3 separate regions of the Mus musculus genome follow, and all the other regions are linked to region 3. A link is a loop called in an ENCODE intact Hi-C map of the cell type or tissue named here. Cell type or tissue: left cerebral cortex. All regions are shown on one strand.

What was found. Peaks named below come from ENCODE experiments on the same cell type or tissue, not always from the same donor. Only the 100,000 strongest peaks of a DNase experiment are listed, where the experiment ranks them.
Region 1: it touches region 3 in a loop (5-fold over the local background); 11 of 42 quality-filtered maps call a loop at or near these places.
Region 2: a loop joins it to region 3, with 8 times the contacts of the local background. A loop is called at or near these places in 26 of 42 quality-filtered maps.

What each region holds. Positions count from the first base shown.
Region 1 is chr14:102,903,380-102,911,379 of GRCm38, reverse strand. No RefSeq gene overlaps it. Among named protein-coding and RNA genes, the nearest start is that of Gm34589, 73 kb to the right of the region's middle. In left cerebral cortex, no CTCF peak of the experiment used is centred here; DNase peaks (open chromatin) are centred at 2,246 and 4,863; H3K4me3 peaks cover 65 bases; H3K27ac peaks cover 410 bases.
Region 2 is chr14:102,790,332-102,798,331 of GRCm38, reverse strand. It overlaps Gm41234 (a long non-coding RNA gene), which reads left to right and starts at 3,388. Exons shown (of 2, transcript XR_874909.1): 1 at 3,388-3,564; 2 at 7,017-7,319. In left cerebral cortex, a CTCF peak has its summit at 3,249 (motif pointing left); DNase peaks (open chromatin) are centred at 2,457, 3,252 and 4,477.
Region 3 is chr14:102,976,699-102,984,698 of GRCm38, reverse strand. It overlaps Kctd12 (potassium channel tetramerisation domain containing 12), which reads left to right and starts at 2,062. Exons shown (of 1, transcript NM_177715.4): 1 at 2,062-8,000. The coding sequence starts at 2,259. The coding sequence ends at 3,242. Mir5130 (microRNA 5130) reads left to right here and starts at 2,067; the gene lies at 2,067-2,150. In left cerebral cortex, CTCF peaks have their summits at 1,607, 2,895, 3,101, 3,951 and 1 weaker place; DNase peaks (open chromatin) are centred at 3,551, 3,927, 4,675, 4,825 and 5 more places; H3K4me3 peaks cover 4,533 bases; H3K27ac peaks cover 2,881 bases.

The sequences.
Region 1 (8,000 bases), 73 kb after region 3:
AGAGTTCCTGCCTTAACATCCCCCTCAGGGATGGATGGTAGCCTGGAACAGTAAGCCAAATAAACTCTTCCTTCTCCTAAGCTGCCTTTTGTCAGGTTGTTCTATAGCAATAACAAACAGGAAACTAGAACCGCCCCCCTCTCTTGGTTTCTTCCACACATCGAATGCTGCAAAGCCTTTTACACATACGCCAGGCTTATCTGATTTTTACATTTTAGAAGTGTGAACAATTTGACCTGCAGTTGGCTTTTTTTTCTATTTTTAATGTTCTTCAGCCCCATCCCCCAGGATTCCCCCACAGAGCACCTTTAACTGCAAGCTAAAATACCTTTTTCTTTTTTATGTTGCTTATTTACTTTCCCCTGTCTCGGCCTTCAGTGCTTAGCCCGATGCTCAAATACCTGTTTACTTCTCACAAGGAAGAGTTATATTTCTCTTTTTTTTTCTTAATGATCAGAACCATCGGGACTCATCTTTCCTGCTGGAATTACCCACCAACGTGTTTTCTAACCAAAGGAAACTTCCCATGTAAGAGGTCTGATCCTAGCTGTTATATTTGCATTCAACCTTACTGCATGGAAATATAAATAACACAAAGTCATTGCTGGTCCTGTGATAGAAGTATTTACTGCATAGTGTGAGCCACAAAGAGTGGATAATCAGTCTGAACTGCAGCCAAGGGAGGGGGAACAGGACAGGAGCAGGACCCCTGCATCTTGTTTGTTGAGCTGAGAGGGAGTAGAAGTAAAGGAACCAATGTGGAACACTTCACTGTCGCACAAAGAGCTAACTCTTCTGAAGGCTTTAGTGTATGCTAGACACTATTCAAAGTGCTTCCTGCAAAGCCTGCTAAACTCTTAGTAGTTCAAGTTACCATCCCTACAGTGAGCAGAATTGGGTACAAAGCAGTATGTGAATCAGCTTTCAATCAGTAAATCAGTAAAAGATAGAACAGGGGTATGGCCGCAATCCTCTGTGCACTAAGCCGGTGGGAGGCATGTAGAAATTATTTAGATATGAGCGCCAGAAAGAAGTGTTCATGATTCATCTTCAAATATGGCACACTCACTAATTTCTCATTTGACCTCAGATGCAGAAATAATAGCATCATTACTAATGTGTACTCTAATATAAAAGACAGCCGTCTGTATTTATCCCAAGCCTACGCCATTTATGTAAGCACAAGCAGTGAGTGACGTGAACATTGCTAATCTGTTGCAGCGCCACATGCAGAGAAATGAAGTTTTTAATAGTCACGCATCTCTCCATCCCGCCACTCTATATAGCCCACGACTCATGGAACCCTTTCCTCTCTTGTAACATCTTCTCTGTGATATGTCACCTTCACCCCAGTTAAAACATGATAAGGTTATGAGATTCAGAAAGCACATTTTATGCTTTCCCAAGTCTCATCTCTATGAGCTATGGAATAAGATAGAGAAATTGACAAGATGGTTGAAATATGAGTCTGTGGATTGATTCCCAAGCTCCCTTTTTAAATAGTCTAGAAAGCATTCTCAATGAAGGCAGACTTCCTTTTCCAAAGTTACTTCTTAAAAGATTGGAGGCTATTGACCTCCAATTGCTTCTAAGTGTAAAATTATTTTAAAAGTAAAAATAGACTTCCAATTTATAAATTTTCTGTGCTATTACTTCCAAGCCTTATTTATTCTCACTAAAAGCACTCAGCAAACCATCATTGCAATAAAAAGAAATCTATGTCCTAAGTGCATGTTGGAATGAGGGCACAGGCTGGCCGTTGGGATATGTGATCTATGGACTCTGCACACCATTAGCTGTGTGCAGCCTTTGCGCACAGTCACTTAAGTCTATCTAATTGCCTTAGAAACTAGAGGTAATTTTTGTGCTACAAGAGAGAATATTCTTGAGAAAAAGTTTCTGGCATTTTAAAAAGTATGCGCAGGCCCGAGAGTCTTCTGGGAAGGGGGTTTGTTGCTGTGCAAAACGTGTCAGGTAGTTTTCCTGTTTACCATTTCTCTCTCTCTTCCATTCTCAGAGTAGGTATGGCCGTTGTCATTGTCATTTAGTGAGCAAGGCCCTGCACAGCCACTCTGATCACACTCTGTAGGTTTGACTGCAGGACTGGGCTGTGGGTAGCCAGGCAGCGAGTCCCTTGGTGAGCAGGCTCTCTGTGTTAACTCTCTAGCTGCCCCTCCCCCAGTCAGTGCCAGGCTCAGGATGGTCCATTGCACCTGCTGGGAAGGTTCTTTCTCCAGCCTGTCAGGTTGGCTCTGAGCTTGATAGATTATGACTCAGAGCTGGTTGGTGTCTGGTGTGGGGAGCAGCGGATGCAGGGGATGCTGCTGTGTTAACAGATTCTATTCCCTGATGCAGTTGGCTCCTGAAGCCACAGAACATCTCCTGACACTTGACCCCTTCGTCCACTACCACCAAAGGAAGCCGTTTCCTAGGGACCCTGTTATCTCTACGTCCTGGGTGACCTTCTGTAACAGCTCTCTGTTGGATATCCTCTACAGACAATCTCAGTAAAGCACCCTGAGTGTTTTTCTAGGTTAGTTCCTGGTCTTTATATCACCATCACCACTACCACCACTGCCACCTGATCATCACTATCATCATCATTTTCTTCACTAAAAAGATTATAAGTTTATGAGGCACCTAATGCTGAGTGACTTTGATATTGAATACAAGATAAAGATGTAAACTTCTGGGATTATCATCCAAGCAGGCTCTGTGCTACACACTTATGTTTATAGGTATTACATAAGTAGGTATCAAGCTGATACCAGCTAGTCTAGGTTGCTCATTACGAACTAGATCCATGACTGGACCATGAAGAGAACCTCTAAGAATCATAAAGAAAAGGAGGCAGTTCACCTTTCTTCGGTTAGTATTTTAGGCAAATAGTGATAATGATAATAGTTTCACTTTGGTGACTTTGGCTCTCTATGATTAAGGAGAACGTAAAGTGGGCAGTGGTACTGGAATTTCTGTTTTTTGTTTGTTTTTGATTTTGCTTTCAGGGAAGGAGAGACGAGGGCGTCAAATGAGCTCTGTACAGCGTTGAGCACAGCCGTCCTCTGGATGCTGAAAACAACAGCATAATGTAAAGACACCAGACCCAGGACCATACTGGACCCGAGTCATAGCTCTGTGACCAGATACAAGGTCTGGACCAAAACATACAGCCAGACATCCCAGTCTGCACCATCCTGTTTGCTGGCAGTAATAACCCCTAGGTAATTACCCCTAAGTGCTAGGGGTGTTAGTCCATTTTGTGCCCCAAAGATAACCAACTTATAAAGCAAAATGGGGCAGTGGAGGTGGGGGAGGTCAGGGGACTTAGTTCCATAGGTGGTGAACCTGCCTTGCATGTGTGAAGCCGTGCTTGATCCCTAGGTCTACAGAGACCCAGCATGATGACCCAGTTCTGTGATCTCCACATAAGGAGAACACGTGGCAAAGACCATCCTCCATCACACAGCAGGTTTAAAGCCAGCCTGGGAAACATGGGATCCCGTCTGGAAAACGAAAAGAGCTAAGCTTGTTTCTGTTCCCAGTTTTTCACATTCCCATTGCTTGGGTTTTGTGGTAAGGCAGTACGTCTTGGGACAACAACAGCCAAGTAAATTGGCTGATTTCATGAACTGGAACCAAAGAAGTGGAGGAGGGAGCCGGCAAGAGGAGAGAGAGTAGAAGAGGAAGAAGGAAAAGAGAAAGAGGAAGAGACTCTCTCACTTCCTCTTATACTTCTTAAGACACACCCCAGTGACCTAGGGACCCACCAACCAAACTCCCTCCTTTAAAGGGTCTACTGCCTCTAATAGCATCCTGGGGTCTTTGAGGGACATGAAGATCCACATTATAGCTCTGAGTAGGTGCCAGAAAATCATCCTTTTCTCTGTACATTGGAAGGAACAAGGCAGTTTAAGAGGTGGGAGAACCTTCATGAGACATTTTAGAGGCAGGAAATTCCCTATGAATATGCATTCTCTAAAGGCAGTGTGGCCCCAAGTGCAAATCTAGTTCTGTCCTACAAATTGATACATAATCTGAAGAAGCTCTAAAAAGCATTAAAAAGAAAAAAGTCCTATTAAAACCCATCTCAAACTAGTGTGGATTGTGTCTGTCATCAGCATAGAAATCTCTCTTGCATCTTTGACCAATGGCCACGAGGGTGTCATGGTGGGCTTGGGGTTGTTTGCAGATTTTGCAACCTTGAAGCATTCAGCGCTCTGCATGTGGGTTCCCAATGCTGGACCACAGTTTCCCTTTTGTGAGTTTCCCTGTGGTTGCACTGCAGCAACAGGCTGTGTGAGCTACAAAAAGACAGAGCTATCTAAAAGGTCCTCTCCTCTGTACCGAGAGAGGGAGTTGAGCTTTGTCCCCACTCCAGATCGTTTGTAGGCACCTGTGCAAAGACAGTTTTCTTGGGTGTAGCAGGCCAGATGCCTCGAGAGACCTGTGGTTAGAACAGATAGTCTCATAGTTCCTGTTTAGAGAAGCCTTAGGCTAGACACTCTCCAACTTTTCCATGATTTGATATTTCCTTTTCCTCATTCGTCTTTGTAAAAGATGGGGTGAGGAGTTGAAGTAGAGAGTTTTTAGGAGATGTGGATTCTAGCCTGGCTCTGCCCAGTTTAATGCTGAGCCCCCTGATACTCTCTCCATAAGAATGTTTTCATCATGGAAGGTGGCCAGAGACCCCTCTATGTTTGATTACTCTCATTTTCATTAGTAGACCACATAGAACCTTGCTCAGTGGTCTGACAAGATCCCCCACCCAAAGGCTGCCGCTCCCCATGGTGAGCCAGTACTTCAGTGCACATGCCCAGGGTCCTATGTGTTTGCTGCCCAGCCTGGCACAGGGGTTTCCTGTTTGTGTCACCATTTTCAGTACAAGAGCAGAGGGTGCAGGGAGCACATTGCTCAGGAAGGAAGTGAGAGGACAGTGTGGCAGGAACTGGGACAGGTTTTTTTTTGTTGTTGTTGTTTGTTTGTTTGTTTTTTCAGAGGATGAGCAAGAGGGTCAGAGTATCAAAATATTTCCATTTGCTTGTCAGAAAAAACAGACTGGGCTGCTGTGTGACAGATAGCAAGCACCAGTCCTTCAGTAGAAATCACTCAGTACAGAGTGTGACATGGTGGTGCACCAGCTGCTGGCCTTCCTGCTTGGACAGGCACACTGCTCACGTGCATGTCTCTTTGTGCTTTGGGAAAGCAGAATTTATATGAAACCTACAATTTCACACATAGGCGTTTGTCCCCACAGCCCAGCTTCCCACAACAAAATTCATGCCCGGTGTGGGGATCAGCAGCTCAAATTCAAGATGTGCCTATACAGGGGAACTGAAGTGATGGGCCAAGCAGTTTGATATAAAAATACCCCAGGCGCCTGAGAATGGGAGAAATAGTCTTTTCCAGGGAAGAGCCCACCAACTGACCATTCAATAACAAATGGTCATCCTGGAAAACATGGGTACAGATTATGATATACAGACCAAGCAGGTTGTTATTTGTTACATACATACATACATACATACATACATACATAAAATATGCACACACATACACATATTCACACATATTTAACAATTAATGTAAAAAGAAGTCATGAGTTTGAAAGAAAGGAAGAAGGAATTTATGGGAGGGGCCTAGAGAAAGGAAAGGGGAAAGGAAATGATGGGATTATAGTTTCAAAAAAGAAATGATATAAAAACACTGATTATGGCATCTTCATAATCTAGACATTTCAGACACATGTCTTGGTTTCTTAAATATAAGCATATTTAAAACAAGGAGATTTTGTGACCCATAACATCCCTGGCCTTGTGCAGATGGGCTAAGTTCTTTTTCTTCAATGAGTTCTTAGATATGACTGCTGTTTTGATTTGCATTTCCCTGATGATTAAGGATGTTGAACATTTTTTTCAGGTGCTTCTCAGCCATTTGGTACTCCTCAGTTGAGAATTATTTGTTTAGCTCTGTACCCCATTTCTTAATGGGGTTATTTGAATTTCTGGAGTTCAGCTTCTTGAGCTCTTTGTATATATTAGATATTAGTCCCCTATCAGATTTAGGATTGGTAAAAATCCTTTCCCAACCTGTTGGTGGCCTTTTTGTCTTATTGACAGTGCTCTTTGCTTTACAATGCTCTTTGCAATTTTATGAGGTCCCATTTGTCAATTCTTGATCTTATAGCACAAGCCATTGCTGTTCTATTCAGGAATTTTCCCCCTGTGCCCATATCTTCCTTTTCCTCACTTTCTCCTTTATTAATTTCAGTGTCTCTGGTTTTAAGTGGAGTTCTTTGATCCACTTAGACTTGAGCTTTGTACAAGGAGATAAGAATGGATCAATTCGCATTCTTCTACATGATAACCGCCAGTGAAGTGTTCTGCAACCCTATAGGTGGAACAACAATATGAACTAACCAGTACCCTCAGAGCTCGTGTCTCTAGCTGCATATATAGCAGAAGATGGTCTAATTGGCCATCATTGGGAAGAGAGAATCCTTGGTATTACAAACTTTATATGCCTCAGTACAGGGGAATGTCAGGGCCAAGAAGTGGGAGTGGGTGAGTAGGGGAGCAGGGTGGGGGTAGGGTATAGGGAACTTTCGGGATAGCATTTGAAATGTATATAAAGAAAATATCTAATTTAAAAAAAGGAGAAAGTGTGAAAAAGCCTCGAATAATACTACCAGAAGATCCAGCAATACCTCTCCTGGGCATATACCCAGAAGAAGTTCCAACTGGTAATAAGAACACATGCTCCACTATGTTCATAGCAGCCTTATTTATAATAGCCAGAAGCTGGAAAGAACCCAGATGTTCCTCAACAGAAGAATGGATACAGAAAATGTGGTACATTTACACAATGGAGTACTACTAAGCTATTAAAAACAATGGATTTATGAAATTCTTGGACAAATGGATATATTTGGAGGATATCACCCTTAGTGAGGTAACCCAATCACAAAAGAAGTCATTAGATATGCACTCACTGAGAGGTGGATATTAGCTCAGAAACATAGAACACCCAAGATACAATTTTCAAAACACAAGAATATCAAGAAGAGGGAAGACCAATGGGTGGATACTTCATTCATCCTTAGAATAGGGAACAAAATACTCATGAAAGGAGTTACAGAGACAAAGTTTGGAGCTAAGAAGAAAGAATGGACTATCCAGAGACTACCGCACCCGGGGATCCATCCCATAATCAGCCACCAAACCCAGGCACTATTGCATATGCCAGAAAGATTTTGCTGAAGAAACCCTGTTATAGCTGTCTCGTAGGAGGCTATGCAAGTACCTGGCAAATACAGAAGTGGATGCTCACAGTCATCTATAAGATGGAACACAGGTCCCCCAATGGAGAAGCTAGAGAGAGGACCCAAGGAGCTGAAGGGGTCTGCAACCCTATAAGTGGAACAACAATATGAACTAACCAGTACCCTCAGAGCTCATATCTGTAGCTGCATATGTAGCAGAAGATGGCCTAGTGGGCCATCACTGGGAAGAGAGGACCCTTGGCATTGCAAACTTTATATGCCCCAGTACAGGGGAATGCTAGGGGCAAGAAGCGGGAGTGAGTGGGTAGGTGAGCAGGGCAGAGGGAGGGTATAGGGAACTTTCGGGATAGCATTTGAAATGTATATATAGAAAATATCTAATAAGAAAGAAAGAAAGATGAAAAAAAAAAGAAAGAAAGAGAGAGAGAGAGAGAGAGAGAGAGAGAGAGAGAGAGAGAGAGAGAGAGAGAAAGAAAGAAAGAAAGAAAGAAAGAAAGAAAGAAAGAAAGAAAGAAAGAAAGGAAGGAAGAAAGAAAGAAAGAAAGAAAGAAAGAAATACTACTGTCCGGAGCACTGAGCGCACGAAGTGGCAAATGGAACTGCGACGTATTCCTCCAGGAGCAAGGGTAAGAACATGGGCAGACTTGTTTCTTATTCCAGTAACTTTCTCACTGGCACAGTGTGGGAATCACAGAATTTGATGCTTTTGCTGTTCAATGCT
Region 2 (8,000 bases), 190 kb after region 3:
GATGAATGTTCCAGGAAGACATGAAGGCAAGCAGTCAAAAAATCTCCTTTTACCTGGGCTGCCACTGGATGGTGGCCTCCTTCAGGGCATGTCACTTAACTCGATGAAAAAAGAAGGTGGCCTAGTTGGCCATCATTGGTAAGAGAGGCCCCATTGGTCTTGCAAACTCTATATGCCCCAGTACAGGGGAAGACCAGGGCCAAGAAGTGGGAGTGGGTGGGTAGGGGAGCAGGGCAGGGGGAGGGTATAGGGAACTTTCGGGATAGCATTTGAAATGTATATAAAGAAAATAATAAATAAAAAAATTTAAAAAGTGCCTTCCAGGTGTGCTAAGTGGCTTGTCTCTTGTTTTCTTCTACATCCAGCCAAGCTGACAACCATTGTGAAGCCTCAGAGTGTGCATGGGGTGAGGGACTGACTGATTTAAAGGATTTATTAGGTCAATGGGCTTGCACTGATTTGAAGGCTGAGACATGTCAAAACTGACCATCGAAAACCTTTGCTACAGTCTAAGTTGAAAAGTCAAAATCAGGGAGCGTGTTGGTGTAACTCTACTCTTAGACCATAGCTGAAGACACAGATGTCAGGAGCCCCAGAATTGAAAAATATGGGACTGCCTGAAGAATGTCCAGGCCCTGGAAGACAGGAATGAGCCTTGCCTGCCATGCTGCTGCTCTCTGTCAGAGTCTCCTTTGTTCTTTTATAGTGTTTTCTTTGGTTCCCAACCACCTTCCATGCTCTGCTGTTCAAGCTGACCTAATGCCTTTCACTTCTGCTACGCCCTCCGACAGTGAATAGCAGTGCTCCCCACCAATCAGAGAGAGGAATATTGTTCATATTTCTTTGCTATCCCTCATCAGCTAATTAGTTTTCCACAATACAAATCTCTTCACTGATTTTCTGCCCCCCTCCCCCCATATGAACCTCCTCACCCAGGCCTCTCTGCTGTGTTTTCTAGATTATTCCAGCAGTCTCCAGGATGGTTAATCTTATTTGTCAACTTAACTGGGTTTTAGGCTGGTTAACATTACTGAGTGTGTATGTGATAGTACTTCAAAAAGAAGTTAGCATTTGAATCTCTAGACTAAATCATCTGATTTAGGGATTTTAGGGAAATCATCTGATCTCACCTGAATCAGGTGGTTATCATCTCACCTAAATAGAGATTTTCATAGAATGAAAAGGCATATGGGAATTCTCTCTCTTTGCATTAACAATGAGTGTACATACTGATCTTTTCCTAAATGTGGATCATAGTTTCTTCAGTTTGCACACAAATCATGGGAATCACCCTCAATGATGGCACAAGTCAGTTCTTTATAATTATAATGGCTACTTATCATCTATTATCTATCATCTATCTATCTATCTATCTATCTATCTATCTATCTATCTATTATCTATTTCTATATCTATATCATCTATCCAATCATCTTTCTAACTAATTTTCTACCTATTCAATTATCTATCATCTCTATCTATCATATCTATCTATCTATCTATCTATCTATCTATCTATCTATCTATCTATCTGATGTTTGTCTGTTATTAATTGGCATCTTGCATTGGCTCTTGTGTTTGTTTCTTGTGGAATCTTTAGCAATGCATTTCTCCTAATGGTTTTGTGGTTTTTGATCCCTTTTCTCCATCTGCCAGTTTGATGGTCTTTCTAAAATATACTTTCAGTTATGTTCGCCTAGTTGCATCCATTCAGTATTTTCCATTTAGCCTACAACCAGAATCTTTTCACTGCCTACTTTGTATTACAGTTGCATGTACTTTTGCTTTGCTCCTTTTCCTTGAATAGAAACTAAGAACAGGGACTATGTGTCCTTAGCTTTATGTTTCCAAAGTATATAGTGGGGTAGCTCGTTCTACAGAATGCCTATGGGAAAACTGCACCAAATGGAATGAATGCTATATCCTTTATGTTTCCCAAGGCAGATATAATGATTAATTAAAGAAAAATGCTGAAAAACATTGACAACAGGAAACTGGGTCATCTTCAACAACTATATCAAAAATTTCCTGGGTTAGTTACACATTTGTAACTCTGGGCTTATCTGAAAATATCTTTCATCAATAAACTACTTAATAAAAAAACCCTCATCATTACATGGTTAGTGTTGGAGATATGAAGTCTCAAAAACAGTGGCCTGCATTTATAGATAGACTCCAAAGAAGATGGTGGTGGGAGGTAGTCAACAGAGCTAGAGGCAACAAATAGGACAGCATGAGTCAATGGGGTTTAGGACTCTCTACAGACAGCTAATGAACATTTAATGAGCATCCCAGAGGGGTTGACTGTTCCATACTGTTATTTAAGGACCATTTTCTGTTGGCCAAGATTACTTGGTGAATCTACAAAGCCAAGTGGCCTTTTGCCAGATTTCAAGTGATTTTTTTTTTTTTGTCTTGTCAGTTCCTCCCTGCCTCTCACTGTTACAGGGAATGGAGAAGAGGAAACGAGATGGGACAGACTCTAGTTTTGGTCTGCTTCAAGCACTATTTTGTGATAAAAATGGAACTCCTTGCTGCTCCTCTTAAAGACATGAAAACTTTTCTGCTTAGAATCCCCGACTCATTCTGCTTGGAAACAACTGCATTCTTTCTGGGGTGGATACCCTGAGTTTAAGTGCAATTGGCCAAGCTGGGGAAGAGCTTCAGTCCAGTTCTGGACAAGAGCCTCACAACTTCCCACTGATGATGAGAAAACAAGTTTTACTCTTTACAAGGAGTTAGAACTATAAGCACAATCAATAGTAATGTTGGACCTAGCCAGGGCGTGTTGGATGCTTTGATTACCAAAAAAAAAAAGTTTATTTTTTAAGCTTTTGTTTATTTTTATTTATGTGTATGTGTGTCTGTCTGTGTTTTCTATGTGTGCATGGGCCCCTGTTCAGGATAAAGGAGGGCATGAGATCCCCAGGATCAGGAGTCATAGGCAGTTGTGAGCCCCTTGACTTGAGCACTGGGATCTCAACTCTGGAATCACTCTTAACCATTAGTTTTTTCCATCTCCTCTCTTCATTTGTTTCACCTATACATGCATACAACATGTTTTTGATCAAATTTACATCCATTCTTTCTCCTCTAGTTCTTCTTCAATCTCCTTACTGCTTACTTCAATTAACTTCACATTCTCTAAAAACAAAACAAAACAAAAGAAAACAAAACACAAACTAAACAACACAGCAAAACCCTCACTAAGCCTACTTAGTGCTTTCTGTATGTGCATGGGTATAGGGCCATCTGCTGGAGCATGGGTAGCCTTTAAGCCACTCGATCACAGAAGACATTCTACTAGATTCTTTCCAGAAGCCATTGATTGGCAATAGCTAGTCCGCTAGTGAGTGGGATTTCATGAATCCTTTCCTTTCTAGGCTGAGAGTTCAGGGATCTTTATGGAAGAGGAGATAAAGATCAAAAGATCCAGAGGTATCAGATATCTGCAGGAAACATCGGTTGAAAAGCATGTGTGTTTTGGTGCACACATGAACTTACGGTTTCTGTGCCTGCATGCACAAGATCTACACAAGATCAAGGAAGCCAAGCAGCTTGCCGGTAAGAAAGATAATCTCATTGCAGCGTTCTAGCAGTCAAACCCAGCAGTTTCCAGTAATATACGAGATTGTGCATAGCTACTGCTTGTGAGTACTGCTTTATATTCCAGGAACTAAGGGAAGCACACAACCTAAAATACTTCATTCATTCCAGTCATATATATTGTCCTGATAGATGGATTACAACTGTTAAACTCAATCTAATGTATAATGTCAATCTAAGATATAAAGGACATTTACTTGACACTATTTAGTGAGTAAATAGTGAGTAAGGAAGAAACATCCTGTACTTAGAGGAATGAGTATGCACTAGGATCTCAGTGGGGGAAGGGAGGGATGTTGCTGTGATGAATGGCAAATTCCCTTGGGCATCTCCTCTAGCCTTCATGAATACAAAATGTGGTTTTGTGCAAGTGTTTCTAGTCTGTGTGTTCCTATAGTCTGTGCGATCTTCAGAATTCCTTTACACTATATTCTCATGCTGGTAATGGAGAACTCAGAAAGGAAGCAATTTTCCTTTTTTTTTGTTTTTCTAACTGAAAACCTAGAGGGCCCTCAGTGTCCACTGTGATTTAGATTTCTATGTGGCCACTAACCAAAGCACTTTGAGATGTGTGTATTTTTTTTTTCTAGCTAAAATCCCTTAAGAGCATCCATACAGCTTGACAATTTTCAGGACAAATCCTCTTTAAGTGAAAAATAAACAGGGATTCTTGAATCTTTCCTTCTGTTTCAGGCAGAAATCCCAGCTGTTTGCTTCTCGCTTCCCTCCAACAAAAAGAAAACAAGAGACTGCATTCGTGCACAGCCCATAAAGCTTGATGTTTGTCTCTTGCAGGGCTTGTAGCTTCTGCTGAGCATCTATCTGGCTACCCCCTCCACATTCTGCATAAGCTCTCCCATCCTCCCATGCTTCTCCAGCCTCACGGTGACTCTATGCGCGCAAGCCTTCCTTACTTTCGCCATTGCTTATGCATCTTTAGATTCATCTCCAGTCTTAAGCGGCTGATGGACCATGCTGCCAGTTACCTTTACAAAACATCATGTGCGTGTTTTTGGTCTCAAATCTGCTGGGAACTGGTGACAAGCCTCTCATGGCTTCTTAAAGGCTTTAAAATAAAATGTCAACTTCTTGGTTTGAGGGTTGGGAGTTCAATTTAATTGCTGACCCTCTTCCTTTATTGATTTTTTTTTTGAGGTCAATTGTGGATTAGATATGTAAGCAAATGAAGCCAAAATGCAATACCTAATGGCTGCTGAGAATGCTGCAGCTTGGGGCTTGGCAGGAGGATGATGGGGGAGACAGTGGCCAGGATGTGGTCCTTTTCCCAAGCTTGCCAGAGGTTATGAACAGCCACTGAGAGAGATACTGGGCTTCCTTTCCTTTTGTTTCAGGCCCCCAGGATTATGGCTCAGTTGGGTATGACTGCAGAACTTGAGAGACTTCTTTAAATCTTAGGGAGTGACCTATTTGATTCTGGAAATGTGGTGAGCTGGTCTTGTATGCAGACCAGAGAGTTGCAGGAGAGTGTGGTCTTGGAATCCAACTTGGTTTGGGAGTTTCTTCCTCTTGTCTCCTGTTTTGGGGGCATTGAGCTGGGATGCTGAGGTAGAGGTACATCCTTATCCATGTCTCTTCAAACCAGGAAAAAATTTGCTTTCACAGGTCGGGAAATAGATGGTGAGAAGGCTGTGACAAGGACCTAGGAAATCAGTATTGCCACCACATCCTTGTATTATCCATCTTCAAGCTGAAGGGTGATGCTTGTGGTGGCATAACGTTTCCTAGAAGAAGAATTAATACCTTTCATTTGGTAGCATGTGCCCTGGCCTTCCTGGTCTCAGAGAGACAGGTTGAAGTAGAGCTTCTGAGAGAGTTAATGAAGACTGGAAAACATGGTCAACTCAGTTGGGCTTTGTCACCTGGGTTCTCCAGACACAAAGTTGAGTTCTAGAACACAAACAAAAATTTACCCAGCCATTCTGCTACGAAATAAAATAAAATAAAAATAAACACCACTGACCTCCCACTTAAGAAAACACAGTACAACTACTTAGCACTCTATCAGTTCTCAGCACAATCCACATCCTCATATATGTTCATTCCAATACCCTACGTTTATGTATTGATTTCTTTATTATGTTAGGTTGATGTTAGGTTGTTTGGATTACAAGTAGGAGAAAGCCACCAAAGTCCCAGCAATGTCTCTGGCCCCATTTGCCTTCATCTGGGGTGTAAATTGCTTTATGATGAGGATATTTTTCTCTGTATTTTGTTTCTTCTCATGGATGGTCTTTAGTATCGAATAACTTTACAGTAAGTGCTATAATTTAAAAGGAAAACCCTTCTTTTCCAAGTGCTCTTACATGAAACATAACGGAGAAAGTATGATTAGCTCAGTATGAAGGGCAATCAAGATCCCTTGGCCAATTTCAGTAACCAGGGATGGACACTCACAGCAGCTAGATTTGGGGTTTGTGTCCTAGTTTACTCCATGGGACACGTAGTAGGGAAGGTGGAGGGAGATTCCTTGATTATCACATTAGAAGGGGTTTTGAGTTTCTTGAAGGAAGGGGACTGAACAGGGACGAAGTCCGTATCTACTATACAAGCTGGCTGCCTCATACTGTAGCTCTGTGTTTATCTTTCTCATTTGGTTCAACATTGGATTCAAAGGTACCACACACTGAAAAAGATCACATGCTATCGATCTTAAGAAATTAGAAGGAGGTGATGAAATCTAGATTTTACTCCATTAAATAAGTAAAACGAATTCCCAGCCTTGCTGCCTGGTGGTACTATGGCATTTGCTGTAAGCATCATAGCCAGCTGGGTCATCCATCACATTAGGAAAGGATACTGGCAGACCCCTTGTCCTGCTTCTCTTGGCATCTCCCTACTGCTACCTGAGGCTCCATGTGAGCTGGGACCCTGGAAGCCTGCAGAGACAAGGCTCTGGCCAAGCTATTTTCCTTGCTCATTGGGATTCTTCATGCTGCTCAGTTTTCCCAGCTCATGGGAGCGTCTCCATTAAGTGGAGTCAAGGGTTCTGCCACCAAACTGGTTGATACCCCAAGTTATATTTTTAATCATGTGTCCCAAAATATAGATGAATACCTTAGAAATAATTTCAGCTTTATAGAAAAGTTACCTGAACAGAACAGACATACCATATCCCCTTCTACCCAACTTCTCTTTCAATAGCAGTGGTGAACTGTCAAAACTAAAGAAATGATATTACCATTAAGTTACCTTATCCAGCTTTTAGCAGCATTGTGGAAAGTAATATTTTTTTCTTTGAGGATACCATTTTGGCATTAACTAAATTCTTTTGGGTTAATCACAGAGTTAATTTTGTGACGCTAAGAGGCAGCTATTATAACTGATTGTCCAAATGGTGTGTATTTATCATCCTTCCTTATAAGCATATTCTATGCAATGTAAAATTTTAGCACGCATTATGGAAGCTGGAGACTACTACCCCTTTGGGACCCTCAAGAGGTCATTCTCTCATTCCTGACCTGCTTCAAGAGAAGTCCCCATCACTTTCTGGATTGAAAGGCGACATGAAATGACAAGGCAATATGCCAACCAAGTGCAGGGACCAAGAAGACCAGCCAACCTCCTCAACTTCCAGCTGATGCAGATCCACATAGAGATCCAGCCAAGCTCAGTTAAATCTGTGCTAGAGCAGAAGGGCTACCCAGGTGCACAGTTGACTTGTGGCCAAAATAAATGTTTATTATTGTAACTCACTGAGGGCTTGCTAGTACTCTAATATTACAATATTCTGGATAGTCATGTGACTGGGTCGGGACAGAGTCTAGAGTTTATCATACAGCAGCACAGGTTACACTATCACCAACAAGTTCAGATAAATTTGTTAAATTTTCAGATATTGGGTCATTGAGTGATCAGAATTGTTAGTGGCTTCAGTAAATATTTCTGAACTATTTCCATTTCAATGGATTTGAATAGAAAACTTATACATGTAAAATATTCTTTAACATGTTTACACCTTATTATGGGCATGTCTGTGTGTGCTTGCATGAGTAAATGTATATGAAGTTCAGAAGAGATCATTGCATGGCCTGGACTGGAGTATGGTTATTTGTGAAACACCAAGTGGGTGCTGGGACTGAATCAAGGTTTTCTGCAAGAGACGTAAGTTCTCTTAACTGTAGATCCAACTCTCTAGATCTGCATGTATTAGTATAATATGAGGTAGAACTGGATCATTTTTGACTCTTTGATGTGACTGGTTTGTGCATATTGACTAAGAATCGGTCACCACACTAAGCCTTAAATGTCTTTCCTTCTAATACTAAGGACATAGATATACATTACTCTATATCTCTGTTACCGTATCCAACTAAACTGTCTCTTGTGCCAGAGTTGCCTGCTGACTATTGCAGGCACAAATCTGGAATTTAAGC
Region 3 (8,000 bases):
ATGTTGGCTTGGTCAACATGAGGTAATGTTGGCTTGGTCTTGAGGGGTGGTGGAGAGGTAGTGACCCTAAGACGGGAAGGATCTTGAAGGGAGACATGGCAGCATAGAACAATGACCCAGTTGTGCCAAGGTGACACTGAAGTCTTTTCTTGGGCTTACAGAAAAGTGGCAGTTTTGTCAGGCCTGAGATGCTGATATATCACATTCAGTGTCGGGACTCGGAACTTTCCTGTCATCTATCATTTATCCCAAGGAACAGTTGAAGAATGGTGAAATATATTCAGTATCAGAAATCTGTGCCTGCAATTAAGCAGGCTGGTCTGGGGCCTGATCTTATTTCAGCTCTGTGACACGAGTGCAGTAATTGTTTGGCAGACATAAACATTTCAGAAATGAAAATGACATTCATCCGTGAGAAGACTATCAAGCTCATTGGACAGTCGCACAAAGGGTAGACATCATTATTAAGACAAAGATCTTTCTGGGCTTATTGTGATTGACAGCCTGTCCTTCAAAGTGATCTGATAACTGTTCAGATGGCCAACCCTTTGCCTCTTGGCTGCTCTAAAGGAGATGTAGGTAGTCAGCCTTGAATTCTCCACAGCCTGATGCCCAGCAACGTATAAGAGCATTTATTAAAATTGTGGTTTTTCAGAGTCTCCTCTATCTTGGGCTTCTTGAAGCCCTTATCTATTTATTCACCAAAAACCAACGATCAGATAACAGACCACAAATTTGAGATTTCAGAACGTGCCAAGTGCAAAGATGGGAATTTGAAGAGCAACCTGTCTCATTCCCCTGGGAGACCATGGAAGGTTTCCCGGCAGTGGCAGAATTCTGTGGGCTGAAATTTGTGCATGACTCCAAACGCTGAACAAGTAGGAGTCCATAGAGAGCATGGCTAAATCTGAAGGGCCTTCAGACCTACACAGCCTTTCTTCTCTGGTGGACGGTCTTGTAAAGTACAGAAGAGAACGATGGAGGGAGGAGGAGAACACGGGTTACTGGACCTTTAGAACAGTTATGCATGGGCTAAAAGTAAATTATTTTCTATACGTGCATTAACATTTCAAGGAACAAATAAAACATCAGCGGAATTTTAGTAAAATAATGAAATACTAGTAAAATCATTAAATACTAATAATACGAATAAAAGAAAATATTAGATTGGAATTTTCTGGTGCGATTTACAGATGGCTGAAAGCAACCGGAGGCCTCACGTCCCACTATTGGAGGCGCTTATTAGCTTTTCTTGCCCACGCAGTGTAAGCCCCTCCCCCCCCCTTTGTGTCCACCCAACTTCCTCTCCTAGTCATTTCTGCTCACTGCAGTACTGTGTTGTGGTTTCCTAACCAAAGACTTTATGCTCTCGCAAAATAATCTAACAGAGCATTTTCGCGAAGCATTCGCTTGTGGTTTCTAGGGATTTTTCGAGGCTATACGCTAGTCACATAGTCACGTGAAAAACCTTTGGGTGGTCTGGACTTGAAGGGACCGGTGCATCCTTTCCAAGTTAGTGTCTCTTCAGAACTTCCAGAGACCCGGGGATGGATCTCCAACAGCAGCGCTCTGCACTGTTAGAAGCGGGTAGGTCTAGAGGGCGCTAGCCGCAGGCAATCAAGCTTTTCCACTCTGCCAGAAAGTTTCCAACCCCTTCTGGAGTCCCCGGGTGCCGGCTGCGGTCAGCCGAGAAGGGCGGCGGGAGGGGAGGTGGGAACACAAGAGGATCGCTTTAGTGATCAGCCTCCTGGAGAAGCGCCTGGAGGCTCTGACCCACTGCGGAAGAGGAAGAGGAGCTGGGCCCGGAGCGGGTGGGCGGACGGGCGGTGACAGTCCGGTCGTCCCCCGGAGCGCGCGGGTCAGGGTGGAGCCTGCAGCCCCGAGCCGCGTCAGCGTTTAGCATGCAAATGCATTCCCCGCTCCTCCCCCACCCCCACCCCGCCCCAGCCCTCCCCGCCCCGGGAGCGAGCTCAGCGGCTCCGCAGCCGCCCACCGCCTCCTGCGCGCCGCGCCGCCCAAGCGGGCGGCTCTACTTAAGCGGCGCGCGGGCCGCGACCCGCCACTCGCCTGGAGCGCGCGGGCGAGGCAGGCGCAGCGCACCGGGGCTCTCGTGGGCGCACTGCTGCGCGCTCGCACCGCGCGGCTCTCAGTGGCCGGCCGCCGCCTGAGCGCAGGGCTCCCCGATAAGAGCCGCTGGGGCTTCCGATCGCGACCCCGCTCCCTGCCACTTGGCCCATCCGGGCCACCTCTTTTTGGCCATGGCTCTGGCGGACAGCACCCGAGGATTACCCAACGGGGGCGGAGGCGGAGGTGGCAGCGGCTCGTCGTCGTCCTCGGCGGAGCCGCCGCTCTTCCCGGACATCGTAGAGCTGAACGTGGGAGGGCAGGTGTATGTGACCCGGCGCTGCACCGTGGTGTCCGTGCCCGACTCGCTGCTCTGGCGTATGTTCACGCAGCAGCAGCCGCAGGAGCTGGCCCGGGACAGCAAAGGCCGCTTCTTTCTGGACCGGGACGGCTTCCTCTTCCGCTACATCCTGGATTACCTGCGGGACTTGCAGCTCGTGCTGCCCGACTACTTCCCGGAGCGCAGCCGGCTGCAGCGCGAGGCCGAGTACTTCGAGCTGCCGGAGCTCGTGCGTCGCCTCGGGGCGCCCCAGCAACCCGGTCCGGGGCCACCGCCGCCGCACTCGCGCCGCGGGGTGCACAAGGAGGGCTCTCTGGGCGATGAGCTGCTGCCGCTGGGCTACGCAGAGCCCGAGCCGCAGGAGGGCGCCTCGGCCGGGGCGCCTTCGCCCACGCTGGAGCTGGCTAGCCGCAGCCCGTCCGGGGGCGCGGCGGGGCCCCTGCTCACGCCGTCCCAGTCTTTGGACGGCAGCCGGCGCTCCGGCTACATCACCATCGGCTACCGCGGCTCCTACACCATCGGGCGCGACGCTCAGGCGGACGCCAAGTTCCGGCGGGTGGCGCGCATCACCGTGTGCGGCAAGACGTCGCTGGCCAAGGAGGTGTTTGGGGACACCCTGAATGAGAGCCGGGACCCCGACCGGCCCCCGGAGCGCTACACCTCCCGCTATTACCTCAAGTTCAACTTCCTAGAGCAGGCCTTCGATAAGCTGTCCGAGTCGGGCTTCCACATGGTGGCGTGCAGCTCCACGGGCACCTGCGCTTTTGCTAGCAGCACCGACCAGAGCGAGGACAAGATCTGGACCAGCTACACCGAGTACGTCTTCTGCAGGGAGTGAGCTCCCCACGCCCGCCCCTCGCCACTCCGGTGCCCACTTCCCTTCCTCCCCTCGGGGGACAGGATTATAGATGCCCTCGCTTCCTCCCTGTTTCCCGATTCCTTCTGCCCCCACCCCCAGATCTCCTAGTAGGTCACCCAGACCCGTCTGCACCCCACTTGCGAATCTGCAGCCACAAATCCTCTGGGCGTCTTCATCATCTTTGGACCCCACTAGCCGAGAGAGTGTTCTGATGTAGCCCTTCACTCATGCTTCCTCTACTCCTGGCCTCCAACCACCCTTCCCCCAGATTGTCGTGATCTAGTGGGACAGTCACCAAGTACCTGGGAATGACTGAATTGATCAGAATCGGATTGCACGGTGTCCGGCGTGCAGTTCGGACGAGTCCTTGACATCTTAAACCCTTTGACTCCATAGCGGTTTCAGAGATCAGAACTGAGAGTGCTGTGTGGAGAGAGTGCTTTAAAAGGTTGTTAGAGATTTGACCCTCATTAGAAAGAGAGTTTTAGACAATTGAATGGTAGACCGTATGCTGGAAGACCCCAAGGACGCAGTTCAGAGACTGTAAATAAAGAGATTTTTTTGTTTGTTTTTAAAGTTACAGGTAGAAGTAAATTCTAGTACTGGCAACAGGGGAGAGTTCTATTTACCCCCAACACATTAGATCTCCTGTGGCTTAAAATTGTAGAAAGCAATCCTCCTGCCTGCGGAGGCGCCCTTTCTCTTCAGCTGTTTGCCGAGCTTTAGGTTTTGTTGGTTAAGGCTTCTAGGCTAGGAGCAGGCAGGGAGCGGGAGGCAGCGCTTCTAGAAGTCACCTGGCAGTGACCCAGTAACGCAGGAGTGGTTAGTAGGGACAGTCAGCCCTTACTTAGGTCTAGGACTGTGGGAGGGTTGGGGAGGGAGGAAAGATGGGAGGAAGGGCGGGAGGGAGGAGGGGGACATGCTCATTTATTATTTGAAAGTTGGAAGTTTGTATAATCCATTTGAGTATGTGCGCATTTAAAAAAATATGAAACAGTACGTGTAAACTTAGATTTTATCAAGATTAGTAGAAGACCCATCTTCAGCTGGAAGTCTATCGAGCTATTTTGAGTCCTAAACTTAGTTGCTAATACTTGTATAACCTAACCAAAGAGTTACCTAGTAGAGTTTTTAGTGATTTGAACATTTATTTTTCTTGTTGATTCTATTTCCTCACTTATAGCCTATTTACTTAAGCAAAATAAGTTTGATTTTTAATTACTTAGACTTCAGATCTCTTTATTATTATTATTATTATTGTTAGCAGTAGTGTTTTTAAATTGATGTTTTCTGCAAGGCCAGCAAGTGTGGGCTGCTGGGCTGTTCTGAAAACCGGAACAATGCTCTTTCTTTCCTGCGTTTGTTTGACGTTGCAGTGACAGATTCGAAAGATCAACGGAAGCACGGGGGGGGGGGGCTGCCCATCTGTAGATAGCTGTCAAGTGGAATGTTTCTAAATGAAGGCAAATAAGTACTTCAGTGTGAGCCGAGCAATAACGCGGTATTTAGGTGAATGCAACAGAAACAGGGGACCTTTGCCTTATTGCCTTTCCTCTCACGTGGAATGAATTCCCAGTGTGTATCCTGTGTACACCACAGCAGAGAGGAGGTATGCCCGTATGCTTCCACACCACAGCAGAGAGGAGGTATGCCCGTATGCTTCCCTCTGAGAGACGTCCTTTGGATAATCTGTGATTACAGAGAAGCCTTTGTGTATGTGTGTGTGTTTGTTTTATCATCTTACTCTGAAATATGTTTTTAAGGATTTTTGTAAGAGCCATTTGAAGTGTTTAAATTAGAGCTATTTTTTCCTTGTTTTTAAAAAACGAACCTTGTACCGTGTATCTCATCATATCCGAGGCAGATGTTATGAATTGGGACAGTTTTATTCTCAGACTCCTGTGATCAAATCTGTACATACCATATACAAACATTTTACACGAATCATTTAGTTTTTTAATTCATCTACTGATGCTATAAAATTTCCTATATTTACCCCTGGTAACTTGCATTTGATGGTGTATATACAAAAGCAACGCATTTTGGTGAGCTTCTCATATCCTTGCCTGTGAACTTGGGTCAGGAAAACAGTCACAACTACAAGGCTGGGTTTGCTCCATACTTTTTTGCTGGGATGTTAGTTGTATAGTAATCATGTGTCAGCTACCTGTATTCAAGCTATCCATATTTTTAATCCAATGATGTCTTCATTTTAATTGGGAGATTTTTTTTTCCTTTAGAGAAGAGTTAGCTTCATGTACAAAGTGTGTGATTTTAAAGAAAGGGCAGCAGGGGTCCAGGAAGCTGTGCTTACTCCAGCTTTGGGCTTGTTTTTAGGCGGTGGATCAGGTAATGGCTCAGAACCTTTGTTTCAAGCCTGAAATGACTTAGGACTGTCAATCACTGGCCAAGTGTGAGTCTCAGACTTCTCCCATGCCACGGAACAGTGCTAGATTGCTTAAGAAAGAAATGTATGAATAAAAACCATCTTTAGGACAGCTCAAAATACACTGAGAGATGACAAAACGGAAGTTCTAGCTTCCTTGTCAAGTCTGCATAACACTAGAAGCCATGGGAAACTGCTGAAGTTTTGTCTGCATTGTTTATGAATTGAAGCTTGGAAAATTATTCAGTTTGTCTCACTAACACACAGACATTTCTGTACCTTCCACCATACTGGCTGGCCTGTTAAAGATTGGGCCATTAGTATAAGGGACAGTACATGGACCTCTTCCTGGGAGTGACTGTGCCCTCTGCTGTTAGGGGCAATGCATAAAAACTTAGTGCTTTTCAGCCCAAGTTAAGTCTGAGCAGTCATCTCATTATATGATAGGTAAGTATGACTGAGCCAGGCTGATGTCGTTGGGTCCTTTCCTCTCCATGCACTTTGGGTTGTAGAAGAAACCCTTAGGGCTTATAAAATGTTCTGAAATCTCGGTCAGCACCTGTGAATTTGATGACTGTACCAAACAGTGGAGCCTCTCTCATCAGTATCTTTGAAATGACCCAGAAGAATATTATAAACTACTCAGATATTCACGGCTGCATTAATCTATCTCAGAGAGGCAATCATTTGCATATGTTGATCAAATTACCATTTGATGCTCATAAATAATGGAATGACATTAGGTTTAATAAGTAATTTTTTTAAAAAGTGTTGACAGTCTCTGTGGTTGTAAAAAAACAAAACAAAACAGGTCCCAGGTTCCATGCTTGTCTATCAGATGTTTGATATGTCTGTTTTTATTTTAATACGTGTGGATTACAAACCACATTCGTTCTAGATTTTCAAACATGTAATGGAAAATATACCTTGCAGGTGTGAGAAATTTCCCCTTTAATACTGTTTTTATTCTAGTGTGTCTTATTTGTTTTTGTTCAGTTGCTAGCAAAATGATAATTTTAGCCCCAATTGTCTTCTTTTTCAAAGCAGAATCATATGTGTGTATACCTGCTGCTTCTCCGGGGAGATGTATGATGTGCCAATACCCAGAGACAACTGGCAGTGCTTACAACGTGGTCTAATTTCTATGGCCGTTTCCATGGAATGCAGTTATTACGTTAAAGCCATGTATTACGAAGCTTTGATAAATTTTTAACTCTTCATATTATGATAAATTCCAATCTAGCATTCAAATAATTTTTGTACTCCTATATGTAAAATGAGCTATACAAATATTTAGAAAAATATTGAGTGAAGGAAGTGAATTCCTTAAGAATTTCTTTTACAGTCTAAAATTACAAGTACCATAAAACTGACATGTTTTAAAAATAGTAAATTTGGTATTTTTATTGTAAAACTCTTAGTTACGTCTTTGCTTAAAATTTTATTGTGTTTCCTCTCACTACAAATCTTTTAAAATCTGAATATTTTGGATAATGTAAGTCTCTCTCTCTCTCTCTCTCTCTCTCTCTCTCTCTCTCTCTCTCTCTCAAGTAGTGAATAAAACACAGTGTTCTCTGTGTCCACAGTACTTGGAAGAAGTTTTCACATACCTGGAAGTAGGTTATGTTATAGCTAACTTTTCTTGGTGACAGTTTTGGATAGTACACATCTCAAAATATTAATACTGGAGGATTTAGATTCTTTACAAGGCCCATTAAACAAAGATGGAAGAATCCTATTAGAAGACCTCCACTGGAGTCAGCTGTTGGATGGTAGGAGGGTTGACCAGTTGACCAAGAATGCTTGCCACTTTATTTTATAATATTTTTCCAAGCCAGTTTTGTTTGTTTAAAATGTGTTTCAAGGTGTGCAGACATCAATTTTAATGTAAACTGCTATACAACTGTCTTTGTGACTTGATAGCCATGTAAACTTTGCTATAACTATTGAATACAAACGATATATACTCATTCATTACCACTGATCATATCCGTTGGATGATGAAGGATTGAAACATTCATCATGGTTATACACTTTGAACATGTAAATTAAATTTTCTGGGTATTTGAAAAAAATGCTGTTTGTAATACTTATTTGGGTTCTGACATGTTGAAATTGTTATTTGCTAAGCGATACCTTTGAGCTGTTTCTTTAAAATCTAAGGGGACATGGAAAATATAATAATATCACACTTTTCTAATGAAACATAAATCCAAGAATAAAAGCTCTTCTATATCCAAAGGGAAACAAAAACACATGGATGAAATCTTTTCAGAGGTGCTCAAACTTTGAAATTGTCTTCATCCATCTAAATACTCTCCTTCATTTCTTCTATTCACAACCAGTTGTAT